Linked DNA regions of Homo sapiens: region 1 is linked to region 2. The links are chromatin contacts, found by Hi-C or POLR2A ChIA-PET in ENCODE. All regions are on one chromosome and are shown on one strand. The core of a region is the stretch at or near the end of the contact, and the rest is flanking DNA. Distances in the headings are between cores, read along the strand shown. Region 1 holds the start of MYO1D-DT (MYO1D divergent transcript). Region 2 holds the start of SUZ12 (SUZ12 polycomb repressive complex 2 subunit).

Region 1 (2,749 bases), core at 30-2,529, 940 kb after region 2:
TGATGTAGAGGTATATCATTTTGATTAATATTTGGGGTGATTTCTATAAAAGTTGTACATCCAAACCTTGATCAGAAATGTAACATCCTATCATTATGCTGGTATGTAATCAACCTGATTGACCCCTGTCAACTGGATTGACAGGGGTAGTTAATAATGAAATTAGGGTTAAGCACCCAAGCCTAGATTATGACTTTCACTTTATAAGCTTAAGGAATGATGTTTAGCTATAAACCTTAGAAGAAATGCAGCCAAAGCTTGCAGGGAAACATACACACGCACACCAAAACTCAGCTATTTTGAAATTCCACTTACTTTAATGTTTAAGTCAAACTACTTTAAAACTGTTTACATATTACTCTATCAAGGGTGAAATAATCGCATGTAAAGGGCTTTCTAAAACAAATCCACATCTTGGAAGCCCATTTTGGGGCGTTGAGTTGTGACTACGTTCTCAAGGATGTTAATAACACAAGAGCTCCATCCACTAACTCCTTGAAAAAAACCAAAACCATGAACGTCTTGTCAAATTCAGACAGTTTATCTTGGCACTGGCAAGTACAGCAGTCTCTTCGATGTCTGGAAACGTGTCTAATTACGTTTAGAGAGTAACTAAAAAAATAGCCAGTGTCCCGGAACAGACAGCTCAGGGATCACTCCATAGCATCCTGAATGACAGGATGGAACTACGCCAGGAGGAAAAAAAAAAGAAGGGCGAAGAAAGAAAGAAAAGAAGCAAGTGTAAAGCCGGGATGAGACGCCAGCCTCTCTCCAAAATAATCCTCCAGTCCTCCTAGGGCCTTCGGGGCCACCGCAACTCTCGTTCAAGTTATTTCCCTTCAGTTTCCATGAGGTCACCGGCCCGCCCACATCCCTCACCTGGCGCGGGGAAGCGCGCCCTCCCGCGCGGCACACCCTCTGCACCTAAACCCCGGACAGCGCCCAGGGCTCCCCTCTCAGGGAAGCGCGGCCCTTGAGCTCGACACGCCCCCCGCACCCCAAAGCGGCCGCACCCCAGGGGCGTCCGCTCTCGGGAAAGCGCAGCCGCGGAGCTTGGCAGACCCCCGGACACCGCAGCCCGGCCGCGCCTCCATCCCTGGAGCTTGGGCGCTCCCGACACCCCGGATCCGGCCGCGCCCCGAGGCGCCCCCTCTCGGGAAAGCGCAGCCTCGCGCCCCTGCGCGCGGCCGCTCCGCCCTCACCTGAGCCTGAGGTTGGCCATGAACTCGGGCATGGAGACGGTGTCCATCAGCACGAAGTCTGCCTTGCCGAATTCCAGGCTCTCCTGCTCCGCCATGGCGCCAGCGCGGGGGCTCAGGTGGGCGCGCTCGGGCCTCCGGGGCCGCTCCGTGGGCCCGCGATGAGCTCGGGAGGGGCCGGGGCGAGGCCGCGCCGCGAGGCTACGGGGAGGGGGCGCGCACGCCGCTCGGCGGGTCCGGGCCGGACAGAGGCCGCCTCGCTGCTCCTCGGCGCCTTCTCGGCCGGCGCGGCTCCGAACGGGACGCACCCGACAGTTTCCGCTCCTCCCGCCGCGGCTGCCGGGCGCTGTAGGGGCCGGGACACCGAGACGGAGACGGCAGCGGCTGGTCCCGCCTCCAGCCTGGGGCTCGTCCCGGCTCCGCCCCGCCCGGGCCTCCCGGCTCCGCCCCTCCCGGCCCACTGAGGAGCCCGCCCCAGCCGCGGCCCTGGCCGCCGCCTCTTCACCTGGGCGGCGCGCACGCGCGGGTGGGCGGCGGGGACGCGCGCTGGGCCGGGCGGCGGCAGCTGGGTGGCAGCGCCCCCTGGGGACAGGCGCTGGGATCTCAGGCGGCCAAGAGGATGGCCGCCTGCCGCCCACACTTGGTAGCTGCCAACAAAGTTAGAAAAGTAGTTCGTGGAGCTTTTCGCGAGGACAATTCATTATGATTCTGTCACCCTGCTCCAAAACCCACTCCCGCCTCTCTACTCACACCCTGCCCATTCTTGAAGTGGTGGTTCAAGCACAGACTGAGAGGTAATAATAATGGCTAACATTTTTGGGGCACCAAAAATGCCCAGAGCTGTTCTCAGCGCCTTAGAGAACTTTTAAGAAACTTGCCATACGACTAGGAAGTGGAGCAGCTGCGGTTTCACGCAGGTCATTTGACTTAGGAGCCGCAGCGTTCAACCACGTCTGACTACCTCCATTCTTCAGTGGCCCATTTTCTCTTCCACTCATCCGAGCATGTCATCAGACATTACCTTATATGATTATTAAGTTTTTAATATATCTTTGTATCATCTCTCCAGGATTATTGCGGATGTCTTGAGCATGGGACCATTCTTTTTGCATCCACCAAATAACTATTGTACTACTTTGCATATATAAATATGAAATCCATACTGGTTCAGTGGAATGAAGTGAGTTGTAAGTAGTCTCCAATTTATTGATACATTGGTTGAGCTTGGAAAATTCTTTTTGAACTCAATGTATTTTCCCAAAGAAAATATACTACAAATGACTTTCTTTCTTTTTTTTTTTTTTTTCTTTTTCTGGAGACAAATTCTCCCTCTGTCACCCAGGCTGGAGTGCAGTGGTGCAATCACAGCTCACTGCAACCTCAAACTCCTGGGCTCAAGCAATCCTCCAGCCTCAGCCTCCTGAGCAGCTGGGACTACAGGTGTATGACACCATGCCCAGCTATTTTTTTTAAATAAATGACTTTCTAAGGTATCTACATTTATTCAGTCCTGTGTTTCTGTTAGGACATCTTCTATTACAAAATCTACG
Region 2 (2,969 bases), core at 88-2,587:
CTCGGGAGGCCAAGGTTGCAGTGAGCCAAGATCGCGCCCTTGCACTCCAGCCTGGGTGACAGAGCGAGAATCCGTCTCAAAAAAAAAAAAGACTACAGAGGATAGTGTAACAAACAAGAGGGGATTCTGAACTTTTTGTCTGAATATAAAATATAGCTTGTCCTTAACAACAGGCATTCCTTATTTCAGGTAAGAAGGTATACCTAATTTCAGATGTGTTCCTGAAATGCCAAATACTATATACGTCATTTGCAGAGATCACTTTCTTAAGTAGCAAAGGCTTTGATAAAACCTGTACTTTAGGTATTTAATCATTACAAAGATAACTAGTTTTGTAAACAACTTGAATAACCATTCCAGAGACACTTGTTTTGTAAACAGTGTTTTGCAGTTAACTATAGAGAACCCAAGTAGACATTTAAAAAATGCTGTTTAGAGTATGAAATGGTTCTATGTTTATAGGTTGGGATTTTTGAAATTTTAACGTAATATAAAAATTGGAAGAACATCCTTAGAGATCATCTTGTCCAACCTGAAATTCAAATCATTAGCTCAACTCCAAACCAATCTGTGCCAGAAGACTGAAATGGGCCTATGTGTCTATCGTTCAAAGCAAGACCTGGCCAGGCGCGGTGGCTCACGCCTGTAATCCCAGCACTTTGGGAAGCCGAGGCAGGTGGATCACGAGGTCAGGAGATCGAGACCAGCCTGGCCAAAATGGTGAAACCCTGTCTCTACTAAAAACACAAAAAATTAGCCAGGCGTGGTGGCGAGCGCCTGTAATCCCAGCTACTCTGGAGGCTGAGGCAGGAGAATCGCTTCAACCCGGGAGGCGCAGGTTGTAGGGAGACGAAGTCGCGCCACTGGCACTCCAGCCTGGGCGACAGAGGGAGGCTCCGTCTCAAAAAAAAAAAAAAGCAAGACTCGCAAAACACCGGATTCCTTCTCAGCTTTCTGAGCTGAAAAGGTATAGATCCTAAAGAAGAGAAGAGTGTATGTAAGTACTTCTCAACCAGTTTACCTCTCTGACCACTCTTACGGTGTTTGGGGGCAACAAACTAAGGATCTAGACTCGCTAAACCGCTCGCTGGGTCCTTCTCTCCCCACAATGCACCGGGGCCAGCAGGAAGGCCGCTCCGACCCCTAATTTTCCCGCGAATTCAGTTCAAAGAGGCGGCCGGGCCCGCGATCGGCAGCGCGCACGGGCCAACCAAGCCGCGCCTCCGCGAGAAGCGCCTCCGCGTGACTGACGGGGGAATCCGCGGGCCAACGGGCTGGGCGGCCCGGCGGTGCGCGCTCCCGCCGGCCAATCAGAGCGCCGGGCGGGGGAAGTGGGCGGAGCGAGGCCAGGGTAGGGTGAGCGGCCTCCGAAGCGGAGCGGGGCTCTGAGGAGACACTTTTTTTTTCCTCCCTCCTTCCCTCCTCTCCTCCTCCCTTCCCTTCCCCTCTCCTCCCCTCTCTCCTCCTTCCCCCCTCGGTCCGCCGGAGCCTGCTGGGGCGAGCGGTTGGTATTGCAGGCGCTTGCTCTCCGGGGCCGCCCGGCGGGTAGCTGGCGGGGGGAGGAGGCAGGAACCGCGATGGCGCCTCAGAAGCACGGCGGTGGGGGAGGGGGCGGCTCGGGGCCCAGCGCGGGGTCCGGGGGAGGCGGCTTCGGGGGTTCGGCGGCGGTGGCGGCGGCGACGGCTTCGGGCGGCAAATCCGGCGGCGGGAGCTGTGGAGGGGGTGGCAGTTACTCGGCCTCCTCCTCCTCCTCCGCGGCGGCAGCGGCGGGGGCTGCGGTGTTACCGGTGAAGAAGCCGAAAATGGAGCACGTCCAGGCTGACCACGAGCTTTTCCTCCAGGCCTTTGAGAGTGAGTGTGTGCGAGGCTTTGAGGGCAGGAAGACCCACTCTGCCAACACCGGGGATGGGACACTCTGCTGGGCCCCCTTCCTCCTCGGGAGTCCACTTGTGTGGTAGTGGAGGGAGGAATTGAGGGGATGTCCCCCTTTCGGAGATTACGTCTCCAGGGGATCCGGAGTCCAGGGCCTTGGGAGAGCTGGAAAAGAGGGTCCGGGCGGGTTCTTGACTCCCCCAAGATTGACGCAAGAGGCTCGGGACTGGGGCCCCACGTTCAGAGCAGGCGGCTTTTAGATGAGGAGGTAGCAGTTGAACTGAGCCGCAGTCACATCCCGAGACTGGTTCTTGTTTTCTTTCATGCCTTTCGGACTCTAGAAATACAGGGGTTTCGGTTGTAGCTTTTGAGGGGCAAAATGAAGCCTGTGAAGGGATGAGTGCAGTGGAACCGAAGAAAGTGTCCTTAGTCTGAAATGCCTTCGCGCTAACTTGGTGCTGCAGGTTCCTATGGCACCTTTGGATGCTTAAAACCCTTCAAATCTATCCACCCATTTTGTGGATATGTAAACTGAGCCAGAGAGTGGTCAAGCATCTTCTCTGGAGACGACCCCGGAATTCTGCTTTTTCTACCTGGCTTACAGAACATTTTCTTGCGTCAATTTCTGTTTCTAAGTTCTGTCTGGAAGGTGAAACTGACTTATTTGGAAAGGAGAGCAAGGTGTCTGGAAACAAACAATAGAATTTATTAAAAACATCGTGACTATGAATAATCCTGATTGTTCTTTAAGGAATGTTATATCCTGATTGGTTCCCTTTTTTGCTTTTGTGTGTTATAATTTGGGTGATCTTTAATAGCTAAATAATCTTACAGAAACTTGAATAAACTTGGCTCTACCGCCCAGTGTCCTTATTTACAGTTTCACTGTGGCATATGTTAAGGGCATGGTATCAGCTGTGCTTAGAAAGACGTATTACGTTGTTTAATACCCTTCCTTCATTCTCTCTCATTAGTGCTTCATGAAATTCTAATTGGAACTTAATAGAAGGAATTTCAGTTTTTATGGAAACGAATATTGAACCTGCTTCAGAGAGATTCACATTATTCACGTATTTCTTAGTATACTTTGAAATATC

The links. Hi-C counts contacts between places; a loop is a spot of excess contacts on that map. ChIA-PET counts read pairs that join two places held with the same protein, here RNA polymerase II (POLR2A). Pooled maps may share reads with other maps.
Region 1: a map of CD8-positive, alpha-beta T cell shows a loop between it and region 2 (33-fold over the local background). The contact joins the promoter of MYO1D-DT here to the promoter of SUZ12 in region 2. A Hi-C loop is called at or near these places in 3 of 168 maps with a recorded cell type or tissue (CD8-positive, alpha-beta T cell and naive thymus-derived CD4-positive, alpha-beta T cell) and 8 of 50 pooled maps. POLR2A ChIA-PET finds 5 or more read pairs at or near these places in 1 of 52 experiments (GM12878).

What each region holds. Positions count from the first base shown.
Region 1 is chr17:32,875,576-32,878,324 of GRCh38, forward strand. MYO1D-DT (MYO1D divergent transcript) reads left to right here and starts at 1,280. Exons shown (of 4, transcript NR_184086.1): 1 at 1,280-1,318; 2 at 2,269-2,386; 3 at 2,725-2,749. It overlaps MYO1D (myosin ID), which reads right to left and starts at 1,549. Exons shown (of 22, transcript NM_015194.3): 1 at 1,203-1,549. The coding sequence starts at 1,297. RefSeq lists silencers at 885-1,874, 1,081-1,268.
Region 2 is chr17:31,935,670-31,938,638 of GRCh38, forward strand. It overlaps SUZ12 (SUZ12 polycomb repressive complex 2 subunit), which reads left to right and starts at 1,338. Exons shown (of 16, transcript NM_015355.4): 1 at 1,338-1,851. The coding sequence starts at 1,578. RefSeq lists a silencer at 1,229-1,688 and an enhancer at 1,429-2,014.